Linked DNA regions of Homo sapiens: regions 2, 3 and 4 are each linked to region 1. The links are chromatin loops, found by intact Hi-C in ENCODE. Cell type or tissue: ascending aorta. All regions are shown on one strand. Region 1 overlaps LINC02998 (long intergenic non-protein coding RNA 2998). Region 2 has its middle 100 kb from the start of LINC02998. Region 3 has its middle 18 kb from the start of LINC02998. Region 4 has its middle 82 kb from the start of LINC02998.

Evidence for each region. Hi-C counts contacts between places; a loop is a spot of excess contacts. Peaks named below come from ENCODE experiments on the same cell type or tissue, not always from the same donor. Only the 100,000 strongest peaks of a DNase experiment are listed, where the experiment ranks them.
Region 2: a loop joins it to region 1, with 2.9 times the contacts of the local background. A loop is called at or near these places in 11 of 110 quality-filtered maps.
Region 3: a loop joins it to region 1, with 2.1 times the contacts of the local background. A loop is called at or near these places in 4 of 110 quality-filtered maps.
Region 4: a loop joins it to region 1, with 2.5 times the contacts of the local background. A loop is called at or near these places in 7 of 110 quality-filtered maps.

Annotation. Positions count from the first base shown.
Region 1 is chr5:54,696,967-54,704,966 of GRCh38, forward strand. All of the region lies in intron 1 of LINC02998 (long intergenic non-protein coding RNA 2998), which reads right to left. The region is part of intron 1 of LOC105378969 (a long non-coding RNA gene); the gene reads left to right. Among named protein-coding and RNA genes, the nearest start is that of LINC02998, 43 kb to the right of the region's middle. In ascending aorta, no CTCF peak of the experiment used is centred here; DNase peaks (open chromatin) are centred at 4,425, 6,335 and 6,856; H3K4me3 peaks cover 1,636 bases; H3K27ac peaks cover 8,000 bases.
Region 2 is chr5:54,840,766-54,848,765 of GRCh38, forward strand. It overlaps the pseudogene CSPG4BP. Among named protein-coding and RNA genes, the nearest start is that of LINC02998, 100 kb to the left of the region's middle. In ascending aorta, CTCF peaks have their summits at 4,576 (motif pointing left) and 4,776; no DNase peak of the experiment used is centred here; H3K4me3 peaks cover 1,055 bases; H3K27ac peaks cover 1,585 bases.
Region 3 is chr5:54,758,068-54,766,067 of GRCh38, forward strand. No RefSeq gene overlaps it. Among named protein-coding and RNA genes, the nearest start is that of LINC02998, 18 kb to the left of the region's middle. In ascending aorta, no CTCF peak of the experiment used is centred here; DNase peaks (open chromatin) are centred at 2,630 and 3,244; H3K27ac peaks cover 2,259 bases.
Region 4 is chr5:54,821,778-54,829,777 of GRCh38, forward strand. It overlaps the pseudogene CSPG4BP. Among named protein-coding and RNA genes, the nearest start is that of LINC02998, 82 kb to the left of the region's middle. In ascending aorta, no CTCF peak of the experiment used is centred here; a DNase peak (open chromatin) is centred at 3,424; H3K27ac peaks cover 6,925 bases.

The DNA of each region.
Region 1 (8,000 bases):
CCCTCAAGCCCCTCCTTTTCTTGCCCTCCAGGCAGAAGTGTGGAGCTGCTGCTGCCAGCAGGCCTAGGCCAGAGGAGCACAAAAGGGCAGGGTTCTCAGCTTTAGAGCTGGGAAAGGACGGCCCAATAAGCGTTGGTGTGGGGAGAGGAAGAAGTATCTACTAACTACAAGACCCACTGACAACTGCTTGGCTCACAGCCTCTGAGGCCTGAATTTGAGGAAACAATTTTGCTTCGGATCTGCCAAGAAAGTGCATTAAGCACTTAGATCATTTACAATCCTAGTAGACTTTCCCCCTCGCATTAATTTCAGGGAATCCATATGCATATGTCTTTCTTTGACTGGCAGCCTGGGCAAGTCTCTTTCTCCAGGGCTCTGGGTTCCAAGTAACCAATTTATAGGGAAACTTTACAGAATCCTATTTAGTTTTAATGCTGGGATGCTTGGATGACACCACTGGTTGTCTTCTTTCAAAGGCTTTAACTTCCTTGTTCCCTCTTTTCCTTTAACCCCGTGGCTCCCCAAGCCAATAAAAACATCTAAAGGTAAATAAATCCATCAAGGTAGCTCATAACTGAAAACACTTATGTTATACTGGAACCAGTAAAATAGGCCATGTTCGGTTAAACTTCCCCAACTGCTCTTCTACCTCCACTCCCAAAACCAAAAAATAGCATGCTCTGTTTTTAAGAGTGTCTATTTTTCTTGTTAAAAATAGATGTTTCTACATTTAGTATTTGTTAAAATAAAAAAATCAAAAAGCTTACTTGCAAACCAGCAAAGAACCTAATGCGAAGAAATTGCATTTAGATTGATCTGGAGGGGACAAATACAAATGGGCTCTGCATTAAAATGGTTCCCACAGCTGAGGTTTCTGCTTGATTACGTTAAACTCAAAATGATACCAATGTGAGTGTCCTCAAATATAGGCTAATTTAATCAGAGTCTATTTTCAGTGGTTTGGGGAATGGGGCATTGCTGTGGTGAAGGAATAAAACTTTGTCTCTACCGACACTCATAGTAAGTGACCCTTAGTCACTTAGTGATTTTAACTAAAGCAACTTGGTCATACAGTGGCCTTCTCTAGGGGCACCGCATCTGAAACTCTCCATGGGATAGCCAGCAGCTTGTCCCCCACGTCCCTATTTTAGTGCTATTCCTACAATTTCCACCTTGTTGTAGATACTGCTGGCACTACAGTGGCCCACTATCATTAAGATAAATGGCCTGGGCTCTTAAAGTTAAAATGCAAATACTTTGAATCAATTGAGTGTTTTCAGCTGTGAAGAGGGATGGGCACTAGCTTCCCCCTCCTAAGAATCTAGACTTTGTTGGTTTCTCTGAAGTCATTGTCAAATATGGGAAGAGCTGGGATGAGTTTGGTAGGGCATATATCAAATATCAGGAGTCCTGCCACTCCTTGCAGCGTGATTTCTAGGAAATGTCCTGAAAGCTTGTCCAGATTGTCAGAAAGAACAAAGACTTCCTGTCCCTTAGATGAGGTTCTTAAAATTAGAGAATGTCTGAAGAAGAAATATCTGGACCCCAGTAAGGTACAGAAGCTCAACTCAGTGAAGATCCGAGTGTCACAGGCTGGGTCTCCTGAATAACAGACTTGAACACAGGAGGTTTACGCAGGAGTGCTTTGCAGATTGAACATGTGTAAGAGAAGAGAAGAAAGTAGGACTGGGCACAGTTGAACTGTGATGATGGATATCTCAATGGAAGACACAGTCAACCCTGCAGGGAGTTCTGAAGGTGAAATCACCTTCAGTGGTGCCCCCCATGGAGAAGAGGAGAGAAAGGGGATATTATGTCCCCATGTTGATTAGTCCCTGGATATGAGCCACCCAGGAAGGAAGTGAGTCCTTAAGCTAGGTGGCTCAGGGTCATCTCATCAGTTTGGAAGTGCCTCAAATCCTAAAGGGTGATCTAGGCTGACCATAACCACATCCATCATAATCCACACATTGCACTACTTGGACCCAGTGCTTCAAACAGGTTCTGGGAGCAATGCCTCCAGGATTTTAGTGGGCCTCTCTTCCAGAGGGAAATTTAGGAGAATAAGGTTAGTGGGATGAACTACAGCTGCCGATGATCTCAAGGCCAAAACAAACACTCATCAGGTCCCTCCTTTTCTCTCCATTCTGGATTTCTCTAACATTTCTGTGGACTCACTGGCTTATGTGGTCCTGTGAGTCAGACTTGGAAGGGTCTGAGCCCCTGATCACCATGCCTTTCACAGGCCAGGTTGCTGCATTTGACCATTCACTGTCACAATTAAGGAAAGGAATACCAGGAGGCACCCAGGGGAATCAACTGGTTGCTAACTATATTCCTCTGTGCCCTTATTGCCTAACATCAGGAGTCAATTACTTCTGCCAAGATGGTGATTCTTCTCCATACCTACCTGTCCCTTGCCATGAGGAGCTAAAGTGCCCAAGCAACAACCACAGCTTATCATCCAATAAGACTCAACAGAAGTGTCGGGCGACTCACAGGGAGTTTGAGGATGGGATAACTTATGCAGCTGTGGTGACCAGGAATTGGCCAGGACTTCATAACCAGTATTGATCAGTTGTTGGATACTGGTCACCCCAGGAAATGTATGTGACTTTGGCCATGGAGCTCTCCATGGCAATCACTGGCCTCACTTTTTCTGTTGAAATGTATTTGGAAGTGTTTAAAGGCATTTTGTTTGTTTGTTTTTACAAAAGTTGGGTGGTGCTGTTGGACTTTTTGTAGTTTCTTATTCCTTGGAAACATGTTTATTTCTTTAAACATAATAAACATTTTGTAGTCTGTATCTTATAATTTTAACATTTTAGGTCTTTATGGTCTGGTTCTATTGTCTATTTTTTTCTGCTAGTTCTCATTTATGTTGTCATGTTTATGCAACAAGTCATATTTGACTGTAGACTGGTTGTTGTATTTGAAAAATAATTTGAGAGTGATTAAACTCTGAGATGACAGAATTTTTCTCTGGAGACCATTCTTATTTGCTCCCGGAGCTTTACCAGTAAGGGATCTGCTTAGTCTAAGTTCAAGGCTTGAGGCTCCTTGGACCATCCAGTTGATGCAAACCTGGGCTGCAAATCCAAGCAAAAGTTGTTTTCCTTTAGGCTTTCTATTTCCCTGAGGGCATAAACCTTGGATCTCAGTTTAATATCTATGGAGAGAATGGGCTCCCCACTATGGGTGGGCCTAGGTTTTCACTTTTTTCCTACTTGCTTTGTGAGGCCACCGAGACAGCACCTCAGTTTTGCATGTTTCTTCAGGTTTGGAAAATGCTATTGAGGTCAAAGCAGCTTTGTGTGCTCAACTTACTTTCCCGGGATTTTGTCTTCTGTACTGTTGTAGATTAAATCTTCACTATCTTATTAACTCTTGGATTTTTTAAGAGAAATAATGTAAGAAAATTATTTCACCCAGCTTTTTAATAACTGTCCTTATTGGGAAGGAAGAAACCTCTAGTGTTTCTTGCTTGTAGTCAAACCCTGTGGTATTTTCTATGAGAATTCAAGGTGGGTGGGGGAGGCATTTTATTAAATACCTTAAATTTGCAAGCTTCTTTTGCTCATTGAAGTTGAGGTCAAGTAAGTCATATATTAGCTGTGCATTTTTCTAAGAATTTAGAATAAATAAAATTTAAAACCCACACTAAGCATGGATCTGATTTTCTACTTAGAATGTAACAACATAAACATAAGATTTTAATCAAATTATCAAAATTTCTCTAAATCCAATAGGATATGATACCTAAACTTTTAAAATAAAGCTGTAGAAATATCTATATCGTCAACGGTATTTTTAAGTTCTTCATGGCTTACCAGTTTTGATACCTTATTTGAGGAAAAGAAAGTCCGCTATTTTTTCAATATAGTAGAGACATCATTTGCAGTGACAGGAAGAAAATTCAGGCCCTCCTTGTAATTAGAGAGCCGGCACATAGTAATTACATGAGAAAATCCTCTCAGACATAACAATGTAATTGTAACCATCCAGTGTAGGATAATTTTCCTTACCTAAAAAGTGCCAAACACAATTAATGTTGACTAACTTCCAAAAGAATAATGAACTTTCATCTCTCAGATTCAAAATTACTCCAGCCTAGAGAGACGAGTTCTTTATTTCGGGAACTAGTCACCCGCAAATGGACCCTCATGACATAAATGAAACCCAAAACTCTTTTAAGTGCCAGATTTATTTCCGTGAGATCAATTTAAACCAAAAAGATTTCATTCTCTCAGAAAAATTATTCCTGCTTCCTTGCAATGCTGTGGTTTATAATAGAGTTATTATTAGCTTTGACCACAATTATGCCACTCTGACAGCTCCCACCTGCCTGGACCAAGAGTGACTTCTTATCCCTGGAATGCTGGTTACTCTTGTTCTTCATGCTACTGGGCTGGCACTCAGCATTGCACAATGATGCTTAGCCTTTTATGGGCATAGCTATTTCCTCAAGGAGACTGAACTCTTGGAGGACAAGGACCCTGCCTTGGTATGTCTTATTATAGATCCCGGAAGTGCCCAGTACTGGCCCCTTTTATAGAAGATGCTCAGTATTTGTTTGTGATGGTAATGATGATTCATGTTTGACTTGGGTGACAAATTAATTTTATTCATTCTGTTTCCTCAACCCCTAGCACATTGCCTGGCCCAGAGTAAGTACTCAAGAAAAGCCTACTGAATGAATGAACAAATGAATTAATGAATCATTCGAATTTTAAAAACTAGTTAGAAACACACACATACAGAATGGAGAACATTGTGAGCAGATTATTTCTTAGCCTTTGTTTTTAAAAATACAAAAATAATCTCACTTTCTTTTCTTTTCTTTTAGTTGACCACAAGAAGATAGGCTGTGACTTAATTGTTTTAGCCAAGTGCTGTTAAATCTCACGCTCCTTTTTCTTGACTCAGGAATACAGAATATAAATATAGAGTGCCCTCCTATCTCCCCAGTGTCATTGCCTTGCTCTGTGAACAAACCCAGAGGTCCAACGTTTGTGGAAGGCCGTCTTCTACTCACTTCAGAAGACGAATATGACAATGTGACCCATTCCCTGAGATGGTGAGTGCATAGGACATTGGAAAGCTGTCTTTGACCATAACAAGAGGAAGATGTCAAAATGATGTAAAGAAACAGGTTTGAACTTCAGCTAAAAGTTAAATGACCAGCACTGAATTCACATTGAATCCCTCCTTTGCTAAAGTATTACTTACCTGATTAGACATATTATCCACTAAGAGTCCTTCCAGCTCAAAGATTCAATGCAGTATAGTAGGAAATAATAGATTTTAAAATTTGAAGACCTGAGTGTCAAATTCTAGTTTCACCTTTTACAAGTTGTGTGACTTTGAGTAAGTCACATAATCTGTCTGACCCTTCAATTACTCCTGTGTGGACTGGGATGTACCATTCCTGCACGATTTCTCACAGGATAACCCGAGTCTCATTGAGGACATGCATATGAAAATGCCAACCACTAGTCAGATGTTAGACATTAATTGATAGTTAAGGAAACAGGGGCCCTGAGAAGATAAATATCTTCCCAAGAGACTCTAGAGATCCTCTGGCTGAGCACTTCCTGAAGCATTTCCTTGCCAACAGTGTTAGTTCCACAGAACACTCATTTCACAAGTGGCAATAGCCATGACATAACATAATCATTTTAAACAAGTATGGGAAATTCTGTGCTGAACAAAAATAAGCACATTCGTTAACTGCAGGACTTATCAGAGCCATTAACATGGTCATGTCCTTTGTGACTCTCTAAGCATTTCCTCCTCTTAATAGACAAGCTGTCACAAGATTAGGATTCCATGGAGCACAACATGGGAAATGCTGACCTAGTTTATTGCCTAGGTCTGATTTCACAGTCCTCTAATTCAGTGCTACTGCAAGTACCCAAATACCAGGTTGGTAAATATTTGTTCCTCATCTGTGATGAGAAAAAAAGCTTATGAAATTGTAAATCAACAAGTCATCAAAAAGTCTTGCTACCGAGAAAAAAAAAAAAGAAAAAAAGCCTGTCAGTGGAACGTAGTGAACTTATTCTGGTGCAAGCTCCACCAGTGTGCATACCAGCAGTGGTCCCCAGACTATGCTTTGAGTAACATTTCTCTAATTAATTGGATAAAGATGCAGCTTTAGTGAAAAAGCAGAATCTAAAGAAAAGAAACCTTTTTCATACCTTGTGCTTGGCAGCACATGTGAAGTCTGGAAGTTGTCTGATTCAGAAAGCTCCAGGCTCCCAGCAGTCAAAGGGTTGGCCATCAGGCAGATTGGATTGCTGGTTGGCAGCGTCCACCCGAGCCTTCCTAACTTCAGTTGCTAGTGCACTAACTGGACACAACCCTTAGTCATCACACTGGAGAGATGATCATCCCAACAGGATACAAAGCCAAGCCCTGCAAGGCTCCTTTCCAGACAAAAGCTGATCTAACTGAGCTGTACAAAGGGCAGGCAAATTAACTTCCTGTTAGCTCTGTAAAAATACTGGGGAAACTCTCCCTAAACAATAATCCCCAAGTGAGGGTTTCCATGAGAAAAAAGTGATGCAGTCAAATGAGGGAAACTGAAGAGTTTCAAAAAGGGCTAATTTGCAAAGATGTACTGGGTTAAAAGGAATAGTGATTGTTAAGCATGGAGTGCTATTACCACCCTTAGAGGGAAGGTCATTGGACCTGGAAGCTATGAAAGAGAGCTGCCTGCTTGACGGGCGCTTGGCCTTAGATCGTGGAACATGGACTCTGAGACTCACAGCCCTGCAGGGAGGGCAGGCAATGCCCCAACCTCACTTTTCCCTCTCCATGCAGTCTTTGCCCGTGCATCTCATTGGCTCTCTAACCAGAAGCCAGGGGACAAAGGAGCTTGTCGCTATGGTCCGTAAATGCCTATCGGCACAGCAGGGTGGACAGAGGATCTGGAAAGGTAAATGAAAATCATTCATCACAGCTCACCCCGTGTGCTCCTCTGTGGCTCTCGGCTTTGTGAGCAGCACATGAAGGGTGCTGGCCAGTGTGGAGAAGTGGAGAGCAGATCTGGAAGGACAACTGAAATCCATCTAGCACAGTGTCATTCTCTTCTGAGCTCAGAAAACAAATTGAGTTACAGTCGTGAAGGCTTTTGGTTTCTGTTGGCCTCTCTTGTCAAGACTTTTGCCAATCCAGTCATTTTTCTCCCTTTCAATGCTTTCATGGTGCCAGGGTATCAACATGCCTTTGTGCTGATCACAGTTTTTTCAGAATCCAATTCTCAAGACAAAATTAGGGTGGGTATGTTTACACACTAAAAACTCTGCTAATAAACACTAATATTTCAAGTATCCATCTTACTTATTTAATTTTTCTCTCATTTTTAGAGATAGGGTTGATTTGATGTTATTTTCATGTACTCAGACTCCTGATTAAACACATTTTCATGGTATAAATCTATTACTCTCTACCTAGCTACTTCTTAAAGCCTTTTTGCCTTTAGGGTTCTGATGACGTTATTACTGTTACAGACACATGGATATTAAGTGTTTACATTAAGCATCTGTCTGTAGGAGTGAGGCTGTGGATTCAGGCTGTGCAAGCTGTGAAATGCCTGGATGTGAGTGGAGGAAATGGCTAAGTAATTGCACTTTGTGCATACCCATTACAGCACTTAGAGTGGGCATAATGCTTGGTTGGGTGTCTGACCAGAAGCCCAGGAGAGAAGAAACTCCTTGGAAATAAATACTCTGTATTATCTTTCTCTGTATTACTTCCATTCTCTCCAATGATTACCAAATAGATTTATATTGACTAACTAACACAGTGACAGAAAGCCTACATCCAAATGAATAGTTCTGTTTTAACAGGATCACTTTTGGAGGCAATGTAATGGTTTCAACAATTGCTGGAAGATCTTTGTCTGCATCAACTTCTACTGGGCAGTCTCAGCCTTGGTAGTAGGAAATATTTGTTTTGTGAGCAGACTTTTTTTTTTTTTTTTTTTGAGACAGGGT
Region 2 (8,000 bases), 140 kb after region 1:
TCTGCCCTTATAATCTATAGGGAAAGACAGACAACAAACAAATATCCAATTCAATCTATACTATAAGGTCAGGTATTCTGGGAAAGGGATGGAAAGTGGCAGAGAAGGGATGCTATTTTAGTGGTGTTCAGGAAAAGGCTCTCAGAGAAGCTTATATTTGAGCACATTACTTACTTAAATTTGACAATTTGAGTAAGTAAAATGAGAGTTATAGGAATGCTAATATTTGCTATCATTAGCCTTACTAAAACATGTCACTTTTTTAAAGAGTCCAGTGCCTGGAAAGTTTCTACATGGCCTGTAGTTTTCAGTCATATGACCATCACATTAACCACTGATTAAAGTGCATTTTAGTTTCACATTGTTTTTCTCTATAACATAGCAGCATGTACAAAAACTAGCTGGCCCTCATTGATTTGTGCCTGGGAGAAGTTCTGAATGCTTTGGCTGGGAAAGGACTTAAGAGCCAAATGCCCATTGCTGGGTGTAGTGACCCAGTAGGCCAGGTCCTGTGGAGAGGAGTCCCCATCTTCTGCACAGAGGTCACCACTGGTCATCTCAGTGAAAGAATTCATCAACACCTTAAAAAGAAGAGAATCACAGATCTTTTGAGGACCAATGTCAATCACATCACATTAGTAAACTGGATAGCAATGACGTCCTGTCTCCTTGGACAAAGATTTAAAATCCAAAGCAATTCACCAGAGTTTTTAAAGCATGAAGTTTCTTCATTTGAAACAGATGTATAATTAAATGTCAGGTGAAATACAAAGCCTGAAGTAGTGTTTAGTTAATTTATGAGGTTTATGAGGTTTCAATAAAGAAATAGGATTCATAATTAATCCAATTTCATTATGTGAAGTGCATGTACATTTGTATAATGTAGAAAAACACCAAAAATTGATGATGACTAAGCACCTTTTGTGTGCATGGCACATGCTGGATACTCTACATGGGGTCTCAGATAATTCAGAACCTATCTCATAGGATTGATTTAAGGATTTCCATTCATTGCTGTAAGACGCAAATTATTTCACTAGCTTTTAAATGGTTGAGGGAAAAAAAACACACACACACTGCATATTTTTCTATCCTATTTGTCCTACCTGTCTTGCAAGAACACAAATATCTTGTTCTTATGGCCTTGCAATGTTTGCTGTGCTGATAGCACACATCTACAATTGTATCTGAGTACTAGTTCCTATTTTCCAATTACATTTAAAATCTATTTACATTGCCTAAACATCTTAATTTAACGATTCATCAAGCATTTATTGAGCATTTACTATCTTCCAGACAATGTTCTGGGTGTTTGCTATACATCCGTAACCAAAAAAAGAGTCCTGTTCTCAGGAGCCTCCATTCCAGCAGGAAGGGACAAAGGGACACAGAGAAGAAACAATGGCATAATAAAGAAATGAATTAAACAATGTGTCAAAAAAAAGTCACAGCACTATGAAAAAAAAGAAAAAATAAAGCAAGATAAGGGGGGCCTCAGGAGTGAGCAAATGTTAAGTATGAGGTTCAGTTTGAGGAAAGACTGGAAGGAGGTGAAGAGGGAGCCAGTGAATATGTAAATATCTAGGGGAGGACCATACAGGCAGAGGAAACAGCCCAAAGGCAGGCCTCATCTGTTGGGAGACTAGGAAATCGGTCAGTTGGAAGGAGCAGAATAAGCAAGATGAAGAGTAAAAGGAGATGAGTTGAAACATAATGAAGGTTGTCATATTGTTCGGGGTCTTGAACGCTACTGTAAAAACTCTGGTTCTTCCTTGAGTGCAATGATGGATCATTGCAGAGTTTTAGGTGAGGAGTGACCTGGTCAGACTCATGTTTTCACAGAATCCTTTGGCTTCTGTATCAGGAATAGACTCTGGGAGGTACAAGGTAGAGGCAGAGAGACCAGTTAGGAGGTGACTACAATAATTCCAGAGAAGGATGACAGAAGAGAGTGGCCCCAGAAGTTGCAGAGGTGGTGGGAAGTGGCCAAATTCTGGGTGTCTGTTGAAGACAAAACCAGCCGAGCTTCTGGCTATTTCAATTTGGCGAGGTGTGAAAGAAGGAAAGGCGGTGAGAATGACTCTATGGTTTGGGCCTCAGAAACGAGGACAGGGTTACCATCAGTTGAGATAAGGAAAGCTGAATGTAGAGTAGATTTGGGGAGTAAGATCAGGAGTTCAGTTTTGAACATGGGTTTAAAATGTTTATATGGACACTGAATCACATTTGATGGAATTTGGCTGTTTTGAGTTTCTCTAATCATGCAGCCACAGGATACTTCACTAACACTAAAGACAAGTAGTTTTGTCACTAACTCAAATTTCACATTTATATCTGTATTTGTATTTATATGTATTTTTCTTACCCACAGAAACACCATGTGCACATACCCATGCATAAGAACTTTATCATCTTCTACGCTTTTTCATAACTTGTTTAAAAATTCAGTCCTAAATGACTTAATAGATGATCTCTCCAGTTAAAGAGAACCATTTCCCTCAGTAGAAAGAGCAGTTTGTGAAATAACTTACTCCAATTAGATGATGGATGGCATCATCTAATAACTAAACAGAACTTGAGACAGGAAACTCAGAAAGTATATAAGATTCCTATGTTTTCATGTCAGGCATAATGGGGCTGGAAGATAATCCATTCTGCTTCCTTCTAATACACCAACTACTGATAACACAGGAAAAAAAACTACTTTGTGAATTATCCTTTAATTTCTTAAAAGTTAACAGATGAGACCATAAAGTAATTATACATAAATAAATACCCACATACTCCACATATATACACATGCGCATGCACACACACACGAACTTACACTGCCAAACCAATGTTTAACTCCTCAAAGTAGTTATGTTGAAAAATAACATGTGCCAATAACAATAGCACTACTTGAAATTCTTTTAAATATTTTCAGGTTGTTCAAGAATGCTTGATTTAGTTTCTGTCCAGTTAAACCACCTGGGTTTGGGTCACTGCTTTGTTGCTTACTAGCTATATAACCTTGGGCACATTTCTTAACCTCTCTCTGCCTTAATTTCCTCATCAGTAAACTAGAAATGATAGAGCTGTTGCACAGACTGAGTGACTTAATATATGAAAAGTGTTTAGAACTGTTTCATCAGGCACATAGTAAGCATTCAATAAATATTAGCTTTATATGACCCATCTTCTTCATCAGATTTGGCTTTGAGGACAGATGTGACTTTTTAGTATTTCCAAAAAGTCACTTAGAGTGTGATTATTGCCATTATTGAGGCTATTCTATAACATGTACTGCAGATTTTGTTTAATCTTCCAGCATTCTTTCATAACTTGGGGTGAATAGTTTATCTGTTTAATAATTGTGTTGTTGATGGACATGCCTATATCTTGCCATTTGAATATGCCTACTGAAGATTTTGCAGCACTAAGCTCTAAGGACATCAGCTTTTAAATAGCTACCAGAAATGCGAATCAATACAACGTTCAAATAATAAGGTTTTGGCCTTCATTTAAACCCACAGAAAGGCTATAATAAAATGCGCAAGTTGGACTGTTTAACAAAATTCCAAGCCCACTCATTCTGGTTTTTCACTTTTTACATTTTTTAATCCATCCACATATCTCATCCTCATTTCTTCTAGAGCTCCAGCTGACTTGGAAATGTGCTGCCATTTCTCTTCTCGTGACTTGTAGAAACAATCATTTTTTCCAAGGCCATACACACCAAGGCTGGACAAAGCATGTTTTCCACTGCAGCTACTCTGCTATGGAACACTGCTTTCCCTCCCTCTCGCCTCTGAAATATACCATCTTCCAAAACAAATGGAAAACCTGCCACTCAAAACAAGATCTAGTAGCCTCAGGTCTCATTTCCACTCAAACCAAATTTAGTTCAATTAACGACCCCATTGCTTCAGGTAAGGCCTGATTTAGTGCCCAGTGCTTGGTAATGGAAACTTCAGGCAGATGAGGAGAAGGAAAACAAAGACCCCCAATTTGAATTCAGATTTTAAAGTGATCCAAAGCCCAAAAAAGAATAGTTCAAAGCATAAATATCAGAAAATAACACAAACCTGGAATAATAATTTTTAAATTGACCTTTAGCTTTAAGAAGAGTTTAGTGGTATTTAGAAACCTAATTGTGATCCCATTTAATCCTAGTTGTAAACTTAATATTTAAAAGCCCAGACCTTTGGAGGCAGAGGTTGCAGTGAGCCGAGATCGTGCCACTGCACTTCAGCCTGGGTGACAGAGCAAGACTTCGTCTCAAAAACAAACAAACAAACAAACAAACAAAAACAACAAAGCCTAGACCTTTGTTGCGTTTCATACGAGGGATGTGAAATGCTCATGAATTCACTCTCCCACTGTTGGTCCCCCGAGAGCTTCAATTGGCATTTCAAACTTTGCTGCCTTAATTCTTCTACTGTGACCAGCTCTCAAAGCTCCTTTTAGTGATGACAAGTATTTCTCAAAAGCAAGCAAATGGTTCTATTTTCAGTATAAAAACAACAAAACAAAATGTATAGTATTACTGAAAGAGGAACTTGAAAAATAGGAAAATGAAGCCCCCTTGTGGACAAAAATATGTTTTATCAGATATGCACAAAATTCACTGATCATATTTGAATACAAAAATACTCAGTAGAATATATTTCAAAGTAAAATGCAAAGGATTCACCCAAGATGGCCTAACTCCAATTCCCAATTCCAGTTTGTTGGGACACAAATGATCTCTTGTACCATTGAATGACCTTGGAGATCAGCTGAAAGAACTGTGGCTTAAGGAAATGTTTTAATTTGTCAGGAGAAAGAAGTGTGTTTTAAATGGTGGGACACAGAGGTTAACATTCTGATTGCTGGCTATGAACTCCCTCCAGAGTCTGAGATGTTATCAGCAACTCTATCCCCCACGCTCCCACCTTCTTCTCCCACTTAGGCTGCAGACAGACTTTCTTGCCACCTCCTCCAGGCCCAGATGACAAGTAGGGAGAGTGAGTCATCATGCAGGATAATCCGAATGTCTTGAGAACATGCTGTTTGAAAAGTCAGAAACAGCACTGAATCTGAAGACTTTATCACATTTGCATTTGCATAACTGCCTTTGCCCCAGACTCTGCCACTAACTTTGTTATTTTGGGCAAATCGCTTAACCTCTTGATCTTTAATTCCACCTTCTTAAAATTGGAATAAGAGCAATACTCTCTTTATCTGCTTCACCAGGTCCTTGAGCTTCTTCGCTAACTATGAAGGAAGAAGTGAGAGAACACTGTGGTGCCAAACTCAAACTCGCATTCTAGCTCTGCCACTTGCTGTCCACCAGCAGCCCTTCTGCTTTGGACCTTGGAGAAGTGTCAAAGCCTCTCTGCATTGCAGATTTCTCATCTTTAAAATAAAAATCATATCCCAGAGAGTTGTTGAAGATTCACTGGGTAAATGTAAAGCGCATAGAACAATGCCAGGCACTGTAAGTACTATGTAAGTAATAACTATCATTAGGACCATGTAATGGACCATGTAAATGGTTGTTATTATTACTGTTTGATATGCTCTGAAATATAGAAATAAGAAACATCATCATCTGAAATAATCTCCTAAGTTTAAAACTTTGCCTGGAAAGAAGTAACTGGTAACCATAGCTTTGGAGAAACTATGTTATTGAAAACTGCATTCTCGTGGCTCTACTATGTTGATAAAATGCATATGCTATATCTATTAGCTTTCACAAAAAAGTAAACACACCTGATGTGTGAAAATTATTTAATAATGTTAAAGGTTATCAATTTATGAGAACACTCTGCAATTGATCAATACACACAGTCTTTCCAGAAAGTTTCTATGCTCATTTGCCATTGTTATTACACATTCTAGTGGATAAAAGAGATACCACACTCCAATAAAAAATGAGGGGCAGATATTAAAAGGATGTTTTAAGGAATCGCCACACTGACTTCCACAATGGTTGAACTAGTTTACAGTCCCACCAACAGTGTAAAAGTGTTCCTATTTCTCCACATCCTCTCCAGCACCTGTTGTTTCCTGACTTTTTAATGATCGCCATTCTAACTGGTGTGAGATGGTATCTCATTGTGGTTTTGATTTGCATTTCTCTGATGGCCAGTGATGGTGAGCATTCCTCAAGGATCTAGAACTAGAAATACCATTTGACCCAGCCATCCCATTACTGGGTATATATCCAAAGGACTATAAATCTTGCTGCTATAAAGACACATGCGCACGTATGTTTATTGCGGCACTATTCACAATAGCAAAGACTTGGAACCAACCCAAATGTCCAACAATGATAGACTGGATTAAGAAAATGTGGCACATATACACCATGGGATACCATGCAGCCATAAAAAATGATGAGTTCATGTCCTTTGTAGGGACATGGATGAAATTGGAAATCATCATTCTCAGTAAACTATCGCAAGAACAAAAAACCAAACACCGCATATTCTCACTCATAGGTGGGAATTGAACAGTGAGAACACATGGACAAAGGAAGGGGAACATCACACTCTGGGGACTGTTGTGGAGTGGGGGTAGGGGGGAGGGATAGCATTGGGAGATATACCTAATGCTAGATGACGAGTTAGTGGGTGCAGCGCACCAGCATGGCACATGTATACATATGTAACTAACCTGCACATTGTGCACATGTACCCTAAAACTTAAAGTATAATAATAATAATAATAATAATAATAATAAAAGGATGTCTTAAATGTCATAAATTGCCTACACAGGCTATCAAAATCAGCAAGGCCAATTCCTGGATGCCTCTTGGCTCTTTTTCATCAAGTCTAAATTATGTTGACATTGTTAATAGCCATTGTGATTAAATCATAAAATTTCAGTGCACAAGACTTCATCATTCTAAAATCCTGACAGCAATTTCATTCACATTATACTGTAGACACAAGGAAAGCAACACTGTGATTATACACCCTAATCTACATCCCTTTTTCTTGGAATATTTAAAATTTCATAATGTGTTATTTTTCTTCCTTCATAACTTTGGGCCACAACAGCAGTATATAAAGTGGATCAGTCAGGTTTGCAGACAGTGTGGCTGGTACTTCCATCCCAACCTCCTTTCCTGCTGAAACGAACAAGGCAGAGGCGCAGGGTCAAGGGCAGTCAGGGTTAACCAGCAGGCAGGGCTGGGACCTTGAGGAGTCACAAGGAGACTTCAAAGCTGAGGGCAACAAACCTGACTCCCCACCTAGAACACAGAGCCCTCTTACGTGTGGTAATGTATCCTGATAAAGCGGGACTTGGGGCTTGTTATAGGCTGTGTCAACTCTAGCACTACTCTATAGTACCAGTTTCTAGTGTCCTGGTGGATAGAAGTTCTAGTAGATGAACTTCTGGGACTTGACTCAATCCCATAAACATTATTATCCCAGATTATCCCAGAAACAGGTGGAGTGATGAAAAAATGTGTGATTCATATCTACAAAAGAATCTAGCTTTGCTAGGTCAGTAGCTTACAATGTTTTTTCATTAATACCAAAACTAAAGAATACATTTTTCAAAGCAACCTAGTATGCATATATATATTCTTATGTGTGTGTGTTTAAAACTCTATATATATGAAGCAAAATTTTCACAAAAAACAATATTTACCCTCATTATACACAACACATTCTGATACTACCCATTCTATTTAATTTTTTAAAAAATTGGTTCTGACTCAATTAATTTCACAGCCCACGCCACAGGTTGCAAGTGGGGGCTCTGGGCAAAGACATCCTGGCCACAAGACCCGCCCGCTCTTCTAACCATATGACTTTGGTCAAGTAACTTAACCTTTCTGTGCCCCAAGTCTGTTGCAGTCTTCATTTTATTTCAAGAGTCATTGAGAGAATTAAACGAGAAATCATTTAATCATTTATGTGATACTTTTAGAACTGAGCCTGAGTCTTAGCAGGGGGTCAATAAGTGCTGGCCTGCTTCCCTGTCATTATCTCTGAAAGGCCTGTGGAACAAAACTGTCTGG
Region 3 (8,000 bases), 61 kb after region 1:
GTCCAGGTAAGTGTTCCAAAATCGATAGGGCAGAGTCCTGAACCTCAGAGACCCAAGCTTCTTCTACCTTGTTGCTCCATCATCCTTGGCATAGCTTCTGTGCCTGGCACAAGATGGATACTTAAGCCTCCACTGTACGTCAACATTCCAGCCAGCAAGAAGATGACAAAGAAAAGAGAATAGCATGCTCCCTCTTGTGATGACGCTTCTCAGAAGTTGCACACAGCACTTCTGCTTACATCGTATGGACTGGAATTTAGTTACACATCCAATCTAGCTTCAAGTAAGGCTGTGAAATGTAATCTTTATTTTAGGTGACCAGGAGTCCAGCTAAAAATCCAGGAGCAATAGAAAAGAATATAAATGAATAATTAGAAAAGTAGCCATCCTGCCATACAACCTAACCGGGATTTTCCCCTCCCTAAGTTCCAGGCTCATGACTGTCTGTCCTGGGGTCAGCTCTAAGAAAGTGACTTTGGGATACTTTGTCAGATGCAAAAGCTCAGGAGCTGGAGACCAACAAATGAATGGGTCCTGAAAGGGTAACCAAGAAGACCTTATGTTGGCCTCAAGGAATTTACTTGTATTGCTTATTTCTTTTATTTTCAATCCTTCCTTTGAAAAAAGTTTAAAATTGATTTTAGAACTACACAAAATGAAATGACAGTCTACATTTTACAGTAAATTAAATAAAAGCTAATATCATATACTTTATCTTATTTTGTTTTATATCTTTTTATTTTTTCTAAGAAACTGAGAAATGGGTTGTGTGATTTTGCAGAACTTATTTGTTAAAGAACTGAATCATAATTGCTAAACTAAGAAATTCTTGCAAAACTACAGGTAAAGGAAGGTGAGGGCACGTGTACACAAATGCTCGAAAAATGGTTATAGAAATATTTCTATCGGGAAGGTAAAATTGTGAGAGGGAAATTGGCAGAGCATGGTGGTGTGCGCCTATAGTCTCAGCTACTCGCGAGGCTGAGGCACAAGAATTGCTTGAATCTGGGAGGCAGAGGTTGCAGTGAGCCCAGTGAGCCAAGATCATGCCACTGCACTCCAGCCTGGGTGACAAAGTGTGACTCTGTCTCAACAACAACAACAACAAAAAAAAAAAAAAAAAAAAATTTGTGTGTGTGGGGAATTTGAAGATTTTTAGATATTTGGGTAAACTTTTAAATAAACATTTGTTTGCCACGATCCCTTTCAGTCCCAAGTGGTAGTCCTTCATATCTAGCTCCAGGCTCCCATTGTCCTGAAATATTTTGTCATTTACTATCTTTTTTCCCAAAGGAACACACCCTGGATTTGCCACTATTTTCCAGATGCCCAAACTTGAAGCCACCTTCAATCACCAAATGGTAATAACCACTCGCCAAATTAACTGCATCAACCACCGTGCAGGAGCCCTATAGTGGAGAAGCAGGGGAATAAGTGCCTTGACTCCACCCTCCTTCCTCCTTTCCTCTTTTCTCAGGCTCTGCATCTGCTGAGCACAGAGGAAGACAGACAGAAAGGGAGCCTCTTGATATAGCCCATGCAGGTGACCTTCCTGGACACAGAGCAGGGAAAAGGGAGAAGCAGGGGAAGTGTACATGATGGGACACACTAAGAGGTCACCAACACATCTGTTTCTGTGAAATGTCTCACAGACAACACAGCCTCTTCTTCCCCCTCCTCATGCACATAATATTCATTGGAAGTCTAATTGTATCCTTTTAATTATCTCTGGGCAGTATAATATAATGGATCATAATAGCTAACATTCATTGAATATTTAACATGGGCCATGCACTTGAGAAAACACGTTCACAGATTAACTTATTTAATCTTCATAACAACTCTGTGATGCAGATAAAGTATTAATTTCCAAGGGCTTGTTTTTAATAAAGTAAGAATAAGGAGAGGCCAGAAGGATAAATAATTTGTCCACAGTTGCTTCTGAGATAAGTTATATTTAAAAAAAAAAATCAGGACAGCATCTTAGCAGGTAGTAAGTGCTAGAACAATTTTAGCCATGATTATTAATGTATATCTACACAGTTACTAATCCTAGTCATAACAATTCTTTGAGGGAAATATTGTCATCATCACTTTGCATATGAAGAAAACAATGCTCTGAGAAGGCAGGTCACCTGCTGGCCAGCGCAGTTCCTTGGACAGTGGCGGGCCTCTTGGTGCCACATCACAGCTTCTGTTCATTCACATTCTGTTCATATCACATTCTGTTTAGCATGAATGTGATGTGAACATCATATCTACCATCTACCTGGTGAAACTGATGATCACCTTTCCAGGCCTGTCATTTTCCCAGTTAGATATTGACAGGCCAACATCTCAATTACATTGCATTTAGTCTGCCTGGAGTTTTTCCTAAGCTCTAAATGATTGTCAGAGAAAGGAAAGCTTGGGTTTAGCCACCGTTGGCATCTCTTTAATTTTGATCCTAATAGGTACTCAAATCTGCAACACTTGCAAGATTTTTTTAAAATTTGTCTTAACTTTATTCTTTATTTTATTGTGAAAGAGTAAGTACGCTAGCCTAGCTCCAATCACAGCAGAGTTGAAATAACCCTCGCCTTGGAGCGTTTTCCATGACCAGCCCTCCACCACCTAGCTTTTATTTCCTGTGGTGAAATGAGATGATTCACAATGCTCACACAGGCTGTGCCATTCTGCCCCTGTGAAACTTTTTTCTTCTGCTGTGATCTGGAACCTCTTGATTTAAAATGCATAGAATCCCTGCTGGCAGAGCAGGTTAAACCCAGCCTAGACATTTTAAGATTTAAGCCTCAGCTATCTGGAAGAAAACTAATGGTGAGTCTGGACTCATACCAGAACAATTTTAGGAGTTCTATACTGGTACTGAAGCAATCTTGCTGGACTGCTTGGAAATGAATCTGTTATGTTCTGAATTCTGTTATCTTGGACAAGAGATTTATCTTCTCTGGGTCTCAATTTCATTCATCATTCACTCACTCACTTGTTCAAGAAAACTTCTTCGACACCTACTCAGGCAATAAAAGTCCAAAGTAGAATTAGACTCAAATGGCATCATTGAGCATAGCTCTAGAATAAGGATGTTGAAATAGATGATGACAGAAGTTGCTTCCAAATCTAACTGTTGACAAGTAGAAGATTCCATATGTGGAATAGGTTAGTAGGGTTCTTTCTCTGTCTATCATACAAGCTCCCCTGGGATGTGGTCTTGCTCCATCCTGGAACTGGGAATGGTAGGAAATGGCAGTGATTCATACGTGCATGCTAAACAACCATCTCTATTGCAAAAGCCCCTGTCCCAGGCAGAGCAAAGGTCAACACAGCTGACCTGAAGCAGTTTGAATAAATAGGCAAGATCTCAGTCATTGTTCTAGGGATGGCTCAGCCCTCTAGATTGAGAGATCATCAGTTTTCATTAAAGTGTTAACATATTTTTGAAGGGATGCAGTTTGCCGGTGGACATCTGAAACTGGGTGCAGAGTTAAAGAGTGCCACATGCCACTGCATCTGCTTCAAATTATGTTCTCCAGAAGACAAAAATACAGCTCCATGAGTCTAAAAATACATCTTAGCTGTTAGCCAAAAATGCATTTATTCTTGGATTCATAAAAATGCAGGCCATGTGAAATATGTGGGGGGCATGCACTCTCATAGAAAAAAAATTGACCAAAGAGAAGAAAAAGTTAATATAAACCTTAAGTATCCTTTATTGAAAGAAAGGGGAGAAGGTGGAAATGATGAGGCTTTGGAGTGTGACTGGGAAGCGGAACTAGGAAAGCTGTGTCTTCAGGGGGAAGAAGGCTGCTAGGACCAGGCTGCCTTCTGCCCCCATCCCATCCACAGGAAGGCCCTGAGCAACTGTGGATTGGGACTTCACTTCTGCCCACTTGGGGGAATTAGTAAAGCCAGTGGCAAGGACCCATCGCAACCCCAAATCTTGGCATCATGGTCTGTGCAGAGCTTCTCCAAGAGTCTGTGATTAGGAACCAGTTTGTTTGTTTTTTTCTTCCAATTCATGTGGACCAAGATTTTTATAAAATATAATAAGAATGAATTACTTTAAAAAAAGAAATAAAAATGACATATAAAAGAAGCCCCATTTTAAAATTAATAGATTAACAGATATAAAATTATCTTTCAAAATCAGAATGAACATGGTAAAAAAGGAAAGAATTACCATGAGACATTTCTCAACATGTAGTCTCAATATCTGCATTTATTTCAACATGGATCAGGAACAGTCTGCGCAGCCCACATTCAATAGCACTGGTGTGGCAGAGTGTGGATCTGAGAGGTTTTCAGCCCAACTCCACACTTGCTAATGGTGTGCCATTGGCCACATAAGCCTTTCTAAGCCTCTGATGGAAGAATAGCGGTAAAGGTCAGCTATTATTTCCATTACCATCTATATTAGTTTCCTATTGCTGCTGAAACGAATTACTACAAATTTAAAGGCTTAACACAAATGTATTCTCTTATAGTTCTAGATGTCAGAAGTCTTAAATTGGTTTCCCTCAGCTAAAATCAAGGTGTCTCTAAGGCTGTGTTCTTCCTGGAGGCACTAGTGGAGAATCCATTTCCTTGTTTTTTCCACCTTTTAGAAACTACCCTCATTCCTTGGCTTGTAGCTCCTTCCTCCATCTCCAAAGTTGGTGGCATAGCATCTTCAAATCTCTCTTTGGCTCTCACCTCCTCTTCTTCCCTCTTCCACTTCAATGGACCTTTGTTGTTATAAAGTCCACCAGTATATAATCTAGGAGAATTCCCTTATATTAAGGTCAGCAGATTAGCGACCTTAATCTGCAACATTAATTCTCCCTTGCTGTGTAATATAACATATTCCTATTGAGCATATTCAAATTCACGGGGATTCAGATGTAAACATCTTCAGGGAGGGGGTCATTATTCTATTTACCTCATATCTGATGTCATTTACTCAGCCACATTTATTGAACACTCACTCCACACAGATAGAGTTCTAGGCTTAAGGAATATAACCGGATAAAGGCTGAGATAGGCCCTGAGTTACAGAATATGTTACTGAAGAAGACCAACATTACACAAATTATTAAGTACTAAAAAGGAGAAGTATAGAGTATTATAAATGCATTCATTAGAAATCTTGATGTCAGCTGAGGGGGAAAGTGTTTAATAAATATCTATAGATACAGGGCACTACTCTGCATGTACATTAACAAAATAACATAATTTAATGAAAAGTATTATAACAATTGTTTCAGACCACTTATATCAGAAAAACTTGGGAATTTTATTAAGACTATCAAGATTTCAGAATATGAAGCCCAGAAATTTACATTTTATGGAAACACATTTATATTTGATACATCTACTACCTCACTGCCCTCCCTCTTCCCCTCCCCACACCATTCGCGCAATGAGTCCTTTCCACAGTACAGTCTGAGAATCAGGATTTTAGTGTAGTTTCCCAAGCTTGCCTAATCAAGAGAACCACTGAGGCTTGCAGACCAGGTGCCCTCTACCAGGCCTACTGAATTAGATTATTTAGGAGGGGCATCTGGGACTCTGTATTTAAAGGCATTTACATAAGTCTTACGATCTGACAAGTTTGGGAAACACAAGTGTAGTAAAAACCAAAAAATAAATAAATAGCCAGTGGCCAGGGAATCAAGAAGTTTAGCTTCTAATCCCAGGTCTTCTACTTTATCACCTCTCAGAACTTAAGGATCTACATTTGTAATATTCAAGCAGTCATTCTTGAATGGGGAGATTTTGGCTCCCAGGGCCAAAATTGGGCCTTGTCAGAAGACGTTTTTGATTGTCATGACCATGGGCGAGGAAGGGAGGTGATACTGGCATCTAATGGGTAAAGCCCAGGAATGCTGCTAAACATCCTACCATGCACAGGGCAGCTCCCCACAACAAAGGATTATCCCAACCAACATGTCAACAGTGCAGAGGCTGAGAAACACCACATAGAAGTGATTTGTTAGGAAGTGTTCCCAGGTAGAATCCACAAGGGAGAAGGAAAAGGAAGGATAGGAGGCCAATCAAGGGTGAGGTGTCACGCTAAGTCCCATAGGGAGTCTCTGGAAACAGTGCAGTTCTCACTGAAGTTGTCCTGATGAGCGGCAACAGAGCTGGGGGTATTTATACCCTTGTGTAGGTCAGTCACTGATTGAGGACTGCTCCCTGTTTCAGTTCTCTAAGTGCAGGCAAAGCAGGCTCTGGAGCCTTTTTGGGGACCACCCCAGTCAAAGCCCCAGGTACAGGCTATTGTGAGTAAAAGAACACAGGGGGCCTGTAAGGGAGATTCCTAACCTAAGGCAGAGCATTGACAGGCTCAGCTACACAGGAGCAGTAGTTTTCCACTGCTGCTTTTTCACTGCACATCTTTAGTAGATAGAATGCTTTTCCTGGAAGTTCAATATACAGCACTGCTAAAAAGACATGCTGGTTAAAGAAGAGGAGAGTGAAGCCTGTCTCCTTCTCCTAAGTTCCTCTTCCCCAGTTCCTCCTCCCTTGACTTAAGAGACTCTCCTCCACAGACTTAGAGCTTCTTGGAAGACACGTATTGGGCCACCGCATTAGCCTACTGGGGCTGCCATACCAAGTACCACAACCTAGGTGACTTTCACAACAGAAATTTATTCGTTCACAGTTCTGGAGGCTAGAAGTCTAAAATCAACAGGGCCATGCTGTCTCTTTGAAGACTTAAGGGGAAGATTCTTCCCTGTCTCTTCCAGCTTCTGGTGTTGCTGGGAATTCTTGGCATTTCTTGGCTTGTTCATGGCCATCTGCTCCCTGTGTGCTCACATTGTCTTCCCTCTGTGCATCTGTGCCCACATTTCCTTTTCTTATAAGGACTCCAGTCATACTGGATCAGGGCCCACTCTGATGACCTCATTTTGACCCAATTACCTCTTTAAAAGCCCTATTTCCAAATACAGTAACATTCTGAGGTATTGGGGATCAGGACTTCAACATATGAATCTGGGGAGGAGACACAATTTAGCCCATTACAGACACAGTTTCAAACATCCTTTGCCTCATTAAGCTTTAGTGTCCAATGGTTTTATATTAAGAGCTTAATCATCCTTCAATTGTATATTCTTAAGTATTTGTGTGTTAGATTAGGTGGCTTGAACACTATCCTCCAGAAGTTATCACCTTTAGTGGACCCCAAGAGCACCCCAAATAGCTACTTCATGCACATCCAATGCAACAGTCAAGGAGGAGAAGCCTGAGGGTCATTGATGCAGACTGAGCGGAGCGAAGCCTTCTTCATGCACACTAATTATGCCATATGCAAGAAGACAGAGTCTCCCATGTGATCTGTAAACCATCCAGGGAGGTGCCCAGGGTAGAGATGCTATTCCCATCAGAAAGCTGGGAAAACCAAGGCTCAGAGCATGATTTGCCCAAGGCCACATGGGCTCCAGCCTTCACTACTCATTAGCCAAGCATTGCGATTTTTCTGCAGAACCAGCTTACCTGGTCTCTTCCGGTTAGTCAGGAAAGGCCTTATAAAGAGTGGAATCTGTGACCAAGGAGTGAGGAAAGATGATATAATACTTTGACTACATCATATCTCCCTTTGGAGAAAAAGTAGTTATATCTTTATAATTTGGTCAAAGAAATTTAGTTTAAATTGAAAGCACAAGAACTTTTTTAGTGGGCTTACTTGTGTGCTAACCACTTTTCTACGGGGTTTACATATGTTAATCAATTTAATCCTCATAAGAGCCAACAGAATTGATACCATTATTATCCACATTTTATGGAAGAGGAAATGAAGACACAGGGAGGGGCTGGTTTACTAGAAGAGAATTCATTTCTGTAGACACTTCTAGTAATGCCAGCTAATAATAGAAAGAGCAATAAAAATATCTGCCAATTATTGCATGCTTTGCATACAGTTTTCCCATTCAGTCCCCATAAAAACCCCTAAGAGGTAGTATTTCTGTCTCCATTTCATAGATGAATAAACAAAGGCCCCGAGTTCAAGTAATATGGCCATG
Region 4 (8,000 bases), 120 kb after region 1:
ACATATTTATTAATTACAAAGGGGAGAACAGTACCTTCAAGTGGATAAACCTGAAAGCAACACCTGACCAAGTGACAGAGGTAAACATCCTCAGTCCTGGGCAAAGTGAGCCTTAGGGCCTCTGATGGGAAGCTCTGAGAACCCAGCAGCTCTCCCGGTATTCCTGCCCCAAAGGCACAACCTAAATAGATCTGATCATAAGGAAACAGGATAAAACACCAGGTAAGACCAGACTGAGGGATATTCTACAGAGAACTGTCCTGTACCTAGCAAGAAAATGGCAAGTTCATGAAAGGGAACGTGACTGAGGAATGATTCCAGCTTGAAGGAGACTAAATGTCAGAGGCATTCAAACCAGAACAACTCCATCTTGAGTAGGGGCTGGGTATAAAATAAAGCTGAGACCTGTTGGGCTGCATTCCCAGGAGGTCAGGCATTCTTAGCCACAGGATGAGATAGGAGGTCGGCACAAGACACAGGTCACAAAGACCTTGCTGATAAAACAGGATGCAGTAAAGAAGCTGGCCAAAACCCACCAAAACCAAGATGGCAATGAAAGTGACCTCTGATTGACCTCACTGCTCATTATATGCTGATTATAATGCATTAGCATGCTAAAAGACACTCCCACCAGTGCCATGACAGTTTACAAATGCCACAGAAATGTCTGAAGTTACCATATATAGTCTAAAAAGGGGAGGGGCCCTCAGTTTTGAGAACTCTCCACCCCTTTCCCAGAAAACTCATGAATAATCCACCCCTTATTTAGCATATGAGCAAGAAATAACTATACGTATATTCAGTCAGGCAGCCATTGCTGCTGCTCTGCCTATGGGGTAGCCATTCTTTCATCCCTTTACTTTCCTAATAAACTTGCACTCACTTTACTCTATGGACTCGGCCTCAAATTCTTTCTCGCTCGAGGTCCAAGGACCCTGTCTTGGGGTCTGGATTGGGATCCCTTTCTGGTAACATAAAGACATGGGACAATTAAACGCTACGTTTTATGCTGTGGACTTTTTCTTTTGCTAGAAAAAAATTTACTGAAACAACTTGTGAAATTTCAGTAAGGTCTATAAATTATGTAATAGTATTGTGGCAATGTGAATTTCATGGGTTTGAAAATTATACTGTGATTCTGTAAGAGAATGGCGTTATTTCCAGAAAAAACACACTGAAATATTTAGAGATAAAGGGGCATGGCAGCAACTGGCTCTCAAAGTCTCCGAAATGTGTTTGTGTATGTAAAGAGAAAAATGATAAAGCAAATGTGGTTAAATGCTAACATTTGGGGAATATGGATGAATATTATACATGAATTCTTTGTACTCTATTACAATTCTTCTGTAAGTCTGAAGCTCTTTCAAAATAGTTAGAACATGATACTTTAAAAAGTAAACTTCATAATGTTTTACTACATCAACTTCAACTTCAAGAAGGGACAAGTAATCCCTCTTCTCTGATGACTCAGAGTATGCAGAATGGGGGAGGGAGACCCACTCACAAATGCCTTGGACACTTAAAAATCAATAAGTAATTTTAAGATCAAGATATAGGGTCTAGTTGGTCCCCATACCTGCCCCATCTCACCACCACCACCCAGCTGCCTCCTCTAACCTAGGCCATTTCACTAAGACTTTAACGAGGCTGTAATCCTGCCTTGCCTATGAAAGGGTGGATATGTGGTTCCAAATCCTACAACTTCCCAGAGTAGTGCTGTTACAGGTAGTTAGGCATTAGCGGGGCAGGAGAGGGCTCTCCCCGACAACCCACTAGAAATGCCAGGTGATGGCTCGGCAATTATTGCATTGCCTCTCTAAAAGTGATAAATTGGCAGCTGGCACCAGGGAGAGGCCATTTCCTGATGGTCCACACCTGTTAATGTTAAAGTGTTCAAGAAAAGCAGATCCCAGGGAGAAGAAACTTCCCGGGCATGCATATTAAGAGACAAAAATGGCAAAGTATGGTCTTCAGGGCACTCCACCACAAAAAGGAAAAAAGCCTCAGATGGACATGGGTACAACTTCCTAAGCACACTGCATGTGTTCAGTTCCCAAGGGTAAGGAAGGGACTACACATGCAGGAAGCCCACCCTAAGGAAAGAATTATGGGAAAGAGGCGAGCCTATAGAGCCCTAGGATCAAGGTAAGTGTCCCTTTTTTCTCTCTTTGACCTTCAGGTGCCCACTTGGATCTCTTTCAAAGATTATTTCCTTTCTTGTCTGTTCTAAAACCTTTTTAATAAACTTCCACTCCTGCTCTGGAACTTGCCTCAGTCTCTTTTTCTGTTTTATGCCCCTCAGTCAAATTATTTCTTCTGAGGAGGCAAGGCCTAAAGATGCCACAAATGTGTACAGATTCACCACCAGTGATTTGGGGTGACTCAGATCTCTTCCACTGCTAACAGTGCTTTCATTTGAAGGGGCAATATTATAATATCCCTCAGATCTCTGAGATTTAAACTCTCTGGATCTCATATCCTTGATGTCTAGGGAACCACAAAGAAAACCATTTGTTAATGCAGGGTAGATTTTGAATCTTGGATTGATCAGATCTAAATTCAAGTATAAATGTCACCAGTTTTCAGCTCTGTGACCTTTGTGCAAGTCACTTAATCTCTCTGAGCCTCAATTTGTGCATTAAAATATGGAATAATAACTCACTTGTAGATATGCATTTGACTAAATTGGTCTATTGCATATCAGTGTTCAAAAAAATGCAGGCCCTGGGCATTTCTAGGTCTTTCAAGAAAGCTAAGTTCTCACCAGCCAATTCCTTACTGGAACATCAGAGGATTCTGGTTAAGATGGGAGGCTATAGTCTTTTTTATACTGAATCATGGATGTGAATATTAAGCAATTAGAAAGTTCTAAAATATGCCTAATAAAATATTTTCCCATAAAAATGAAGGAATTTATAAGCTAAAATCTTGGCACATTGCAAAAGCTTACTTCTGGTTGCTTTGTAAATAAGTATTTGTTCACTATTCTAAAAATATTTGCCAAATGGACAAATAAACTACTTTAAAAGTGCCATACAAATCTAAAGTATATACATTTTTTATCATGAAGAAGAATTAAGGCCATCTAGCATATTTCTTACTCATTTATTTAACAAAATCACCTAGACAACACCTAACTTTTATTGAGTCCTAAACACAAATTCCAGGTGCTCTATGAGCCGCTTTATATAATTTATAATTCATGCATAGACAATAAGTTGGAGAGCCTAGTTTTGAACCTAGCCCTGCATGACTCCAGAGTTCACACCTTCTTGATTACCTAGGAGCCATGCCTACAGTATGGAAAATTCAGTGAAATTCTAGGCAGCAAAGAATTTCACAAGATATGCTCTCCAACTCCAAGAACCCTGGTAATGTGGAAAGTCAGTTGCAAGTATGAGTAGGGCAGACTAGTGCCCTTTTTTGGTCTGGCCTGAAAACAACATAGTCACTATTGGCCAGGGCTTGTCCAGACTTGTAATGACTCAAATACATGGCTCATTTTATGTATTGTATTTATTACAAATGGCAAATTAAAGAAAGGCTGCATTCCCATTCTACTATACTATACTATACTATACTATACTATACTATACTATACTATACTATACAATTTTTTTTTTTTTTTTTCTGAGACAGGGTCTCACTCTGTCTGCACTCTGGAGTGCAGTGGCATGATCTTAGCTCTCTGCAACCTCTGCCTTCCAGGCTCAAGCCATCCTCCCACCTCAACATCCTGAGTAGCTGGGACTACAGGTGTGTGCCACTATGCCCGGCTAATTTTTGTATTTTTTGATAGAGACAGGATTTCACCACGTTGCCCAGGCTGGTTTTGAACTCCTCAGCTCAAGAGATCCACCCACTTCAGCCTCCCAAAATGCTGGGATTACAGGCACTACTGCCATTTTTGATCAGGGAGAAAATCTCATTATTGTATTAAAGAGAAAAGACATTGGGATTAAAGAAAGAGGAGTTTTTCCCAAGAGCAATTCCTGTTTGGGCACCAAGGTGACTGACAGATACCTGCCTGCTCAAGGCTAAGCTTTTAAAACCTGGAGCCAGAGAGCTAAGGATCACTATGAGTGTCCTTGGATGAACCCAAGGATGAAGCAGGAGCTCAGATGTACTATGCTTGGGTGGACGGGGGTCAACTGTGGAATACAGTTTTTTTTTTTCCTAAAGGCATTCTACAGGTCTACAGAAGTACACGGGACAGGACTGGGGGTAATGAGATCACAATTGTCAAACTTGACCAAAAGGCAAGGCTAGAACACTCTGGAGAATATCTTCATTCTAAGGGTGTCTGTAAATACAGCTCCCTACAAATCTGATAAGAAAGCCAGAGCATGAGTCCTTTCCACTGATCCTTCCCAGAGTGGGGCTTAAAAGTAGCTTTTAAATTCCCACTGGAGAAGAGAGTAACCAAATTATCTCAAAGTCAGCTGGGAGAAGGAAAAAGAAGAGATGGAGACATGAATCCACTTGCTTAATTCTCCACAACACAATGGTTTTGTCCAAGGTTCAGGTCTCTGGACTGGACAGTCGTTGGCCAGAAGGAGGAAGAGAAAGAGAACTGGCCAAAAAAAAAAAAAAGAAGAAGAAAGAAATCTCTATGCCAAACAGATATCCATGGGGAAAGAGACTACAGAAAGCCAAACCATTCAAGAGGGTAAAGTCTGCAAAGGTCCATGAAAATTAACCAAAAAGTACTAAAAGCTAACATTCTAAAGATACCAAGATGCTGTACTCCTGAAAGATGAGCACCAAGAAACAGCTCCTCTCTGTTTGCCCTTTCTCTCTTCCACCAGACTGACATCACCATGGTTACAGAGAGCAGCCAGATATACAGAATTCAAGGTTCCCGGAAGAGATCAGAAGCCCGGGAAGCCCAGGGTGCCAAGGCTTAGAGAGTGTCCAGGAATCAGGCTAAACAAAGTGGGGCTGAGTTAAGTCCCAGGAATAATTTCCCTTAGTGGGAGTGGATAGAAGAGGCATTTTGGAAAACCTAGGTTCCAAAATGGTGTTACTTGGAAATCTGCAGCTAGAAATGGACAACTGAAAACCTAACCCAAATAACTATCCAGGAGTTGTGGCTCATGCCCTTCCATAACTGTGTCAGTCTCTCCAGAAACCAACTAGAATAAAAACCTTTTCAAGGAGCACAGCAAGATATCCATCTATAGCCCTACCTGGCAGAGAAGTCCAAATCCACGTTTATATAGACCTAAACATAGATTCTCATATGCCTTGTACCATTATACATGTATAGACCTTTAATAAAACTATCAAATGAGATCATATAAAAGGTTACTATTAGGAAACAGCAGAAGGCAGTATGAGACATCTTGCTTTTGTTATATGTGAGTGTAGTAAGCTAAAAATTGCCCCCCAAAGATATCAGGCTCTAATTTCTGAAAGCTACCTATGAATGTTCCCTTATATGGCAAAGACCTTGCAAATGTGATTAAGTTAATGATCCTGAGATTGGAAGATCGTCCTAGATTATTCAGGTGGGCCCTAACTGCAGTCAAATGAATCTTTACAACAGGGAGGCGGAGGGAGACTTAGACAGAAAAGGAGAAAGCAGTGTGACCACAAAGGCAGAGATGGGAGTGATGCAGCCACATGCCAAGGAATGCCTGCAGCCATAGAAGCTGGGAAAGAGGCAAGGAAAAAACTCCTCCTCACAGCCTTCAGAGGTTGCACGGCACTGCTGACACCTTGATGTTGGCCGAGTGAAATGGAGTTCAGACTGTTCTCAGGAACTGGGAGGGAATATATTTCTGCTCTTTTAAGCCACCAAATGTGTAGCAATTTATCACAGCAACCATAGGAAATGAATGGAAGAAAAAAGGACAAAGCACTTTCACAGAAATGGGATTTTGTTCTATCCGCTTTTTGAAAGAAATAGCCAACAGTTCTAAAAGAAAGAAACACTTTTGGTTATTCAAAGCCATTGGGCCCGGGCCCATCAGCCAATTTCCAGCTTGAACAATGAACAGGTGATTAAATGATAATACAATAATTTCTATATGTGGAAAAATATGCTAGCACATAATTCAATGAAGTGTAATGACAAAGCCAAAATTAGCCCAAAAGAACAAAAACTAGTGGAAAATGTCTGAAATAACTTCTATGTCTAGTCGTCATTAAGCTTATTACTGAAAAGATCCCAAGAAAGCAGCAGTGGAGGTGGGGGCAGGAGTAATCACTAACAGCAAGACCCTGAGCCTTCCCTGCTCAGAATATTCAGGGACCAAAGTTTAATAATCCATTCAGTTGATTGTACTCTCCATTAAGTTGTAATAAGTTAATTTCTATCCTATCCTATGTATGAATCAACATTCAGTTGATTGTACTCTCCATTAAGTTGTAATAAGTTAATTTCTATCCTATGGGAAGTGTTTTCACAATTTCTTAAAATGTGTTTTCTTGGTCAATAAATCAAGATTCTGGGAGAATAGGTAATTAGACAAAAGTCATAACCCAGAATTGATTGTATCATTTTCTAAATGTGGCCCTGGACACCTGTGTCCATATTGCAGCAGCAAGCAGAGACAAAGACAGTTGATCTCCCACCCACAACAGTACAATGGCTGAAATGCAATTACTGGCTTTATGGAAAAGCAAAAGGGCCAGGCACCATAAATCTCAAACTGGAACACTTTGCTTTTTAATGAGTCTAAATTATTTCAACAAGCACTGGAATTAAAATCATTCAATTAGCTTCATGCTGTACTTGGAAGAAATCAGTGCCTTATAGAATTTAATTTTTATTTTGTTTATACATTCTTTGAAATGAACAATAATTTTTCTAAATTTGTTAAAAGTTTTTATTTAATTTTAAAATCCGATGATTTACCTTCTCTGTGTACTCACATGCTTAATTCTTCAGGACACAAGATTTTGAGCAAAAGTTTTTGTGGTTTAGCTTTTCCCATTTAGGCAGATATAATTTATGGTGAAGGACAAAGATGTTGCTTGCTTATCTTGGGTAGGCTGACATGGTATGGTTTAGAAAAATAGTAAATTTATTCTGGGATAAGAAAGTATTTTTGGACTATGCCATAACAAGTATTTTCCTCACAATTATTTTGCCAAAGTATGATCTTAAGTATAATAGAGAGTGGAGGTTTCTTTCAGAAGCTGTATCCACCCATATATCGCCCGGGCTGGAGCACAGTGGCATGATCATAGCTTACTGTAACCTAGAACACCCGGGCTCAAACAATCCTCCCGCCTCTGCCTCCCGAGTAGCTGGGACTACAGACATGCCCCACCACACCCAGCTAATTGGGTTTTTAAAAAATGTTTCATGGAGACTGGGGGGCGGAAGTGGAGAGAGGTCTTACTGCGTTGGCTAGGCTGGTCTCAAACGCCTGGCTTCAAGCAATCCTCCTGTCTCAGCCTCCCAAAGTATTGGAATTACAAGCCTGAGCTGCCGTGCTTGGCCAAGCGTGAGTTTTATTTGCAAACGATATGGTGGTTTTGCCTCCCCCAGTGAAGGGCGGTAGAGGGCTGGGAACATTTAGCGCTTTCAGTTAAAGGTGTGAAAGCTCACTCAACCATCAACTGCCTAAAACACTCTCCCAACTTAGTAGGTTATTGGCTTGAATTGACTCTTGAAATTAGAAAAACTTATCAAGGAAGCCAAATAGTAATCAAATCCATTTGATCATTTATACTCAACTAAATAGTTCTGAACTTCTTTTACAATTGAAATTGTTTCCTGGGTATTATTTTTTTTTCATCAACGAGATTGAAGAGGACTAGTTATAATATGTGTTAATAAGTGTCTTCATTAAGCATTTCAGATAAAATGTTTTGATCATCTTCACCAACTCCATAACCTGTCTGCAGGTTTCTTTTCCTTCCCAAAATGTTCTGGAGGTGCTGGATAATAAATATGAGCCATCATAAAACAACTGAGAGTTGACCAGGGTCTTATTTGACAGAGGCCATAAAACTGTAAACTTTAGGAAAAGATTCACATTCTATTC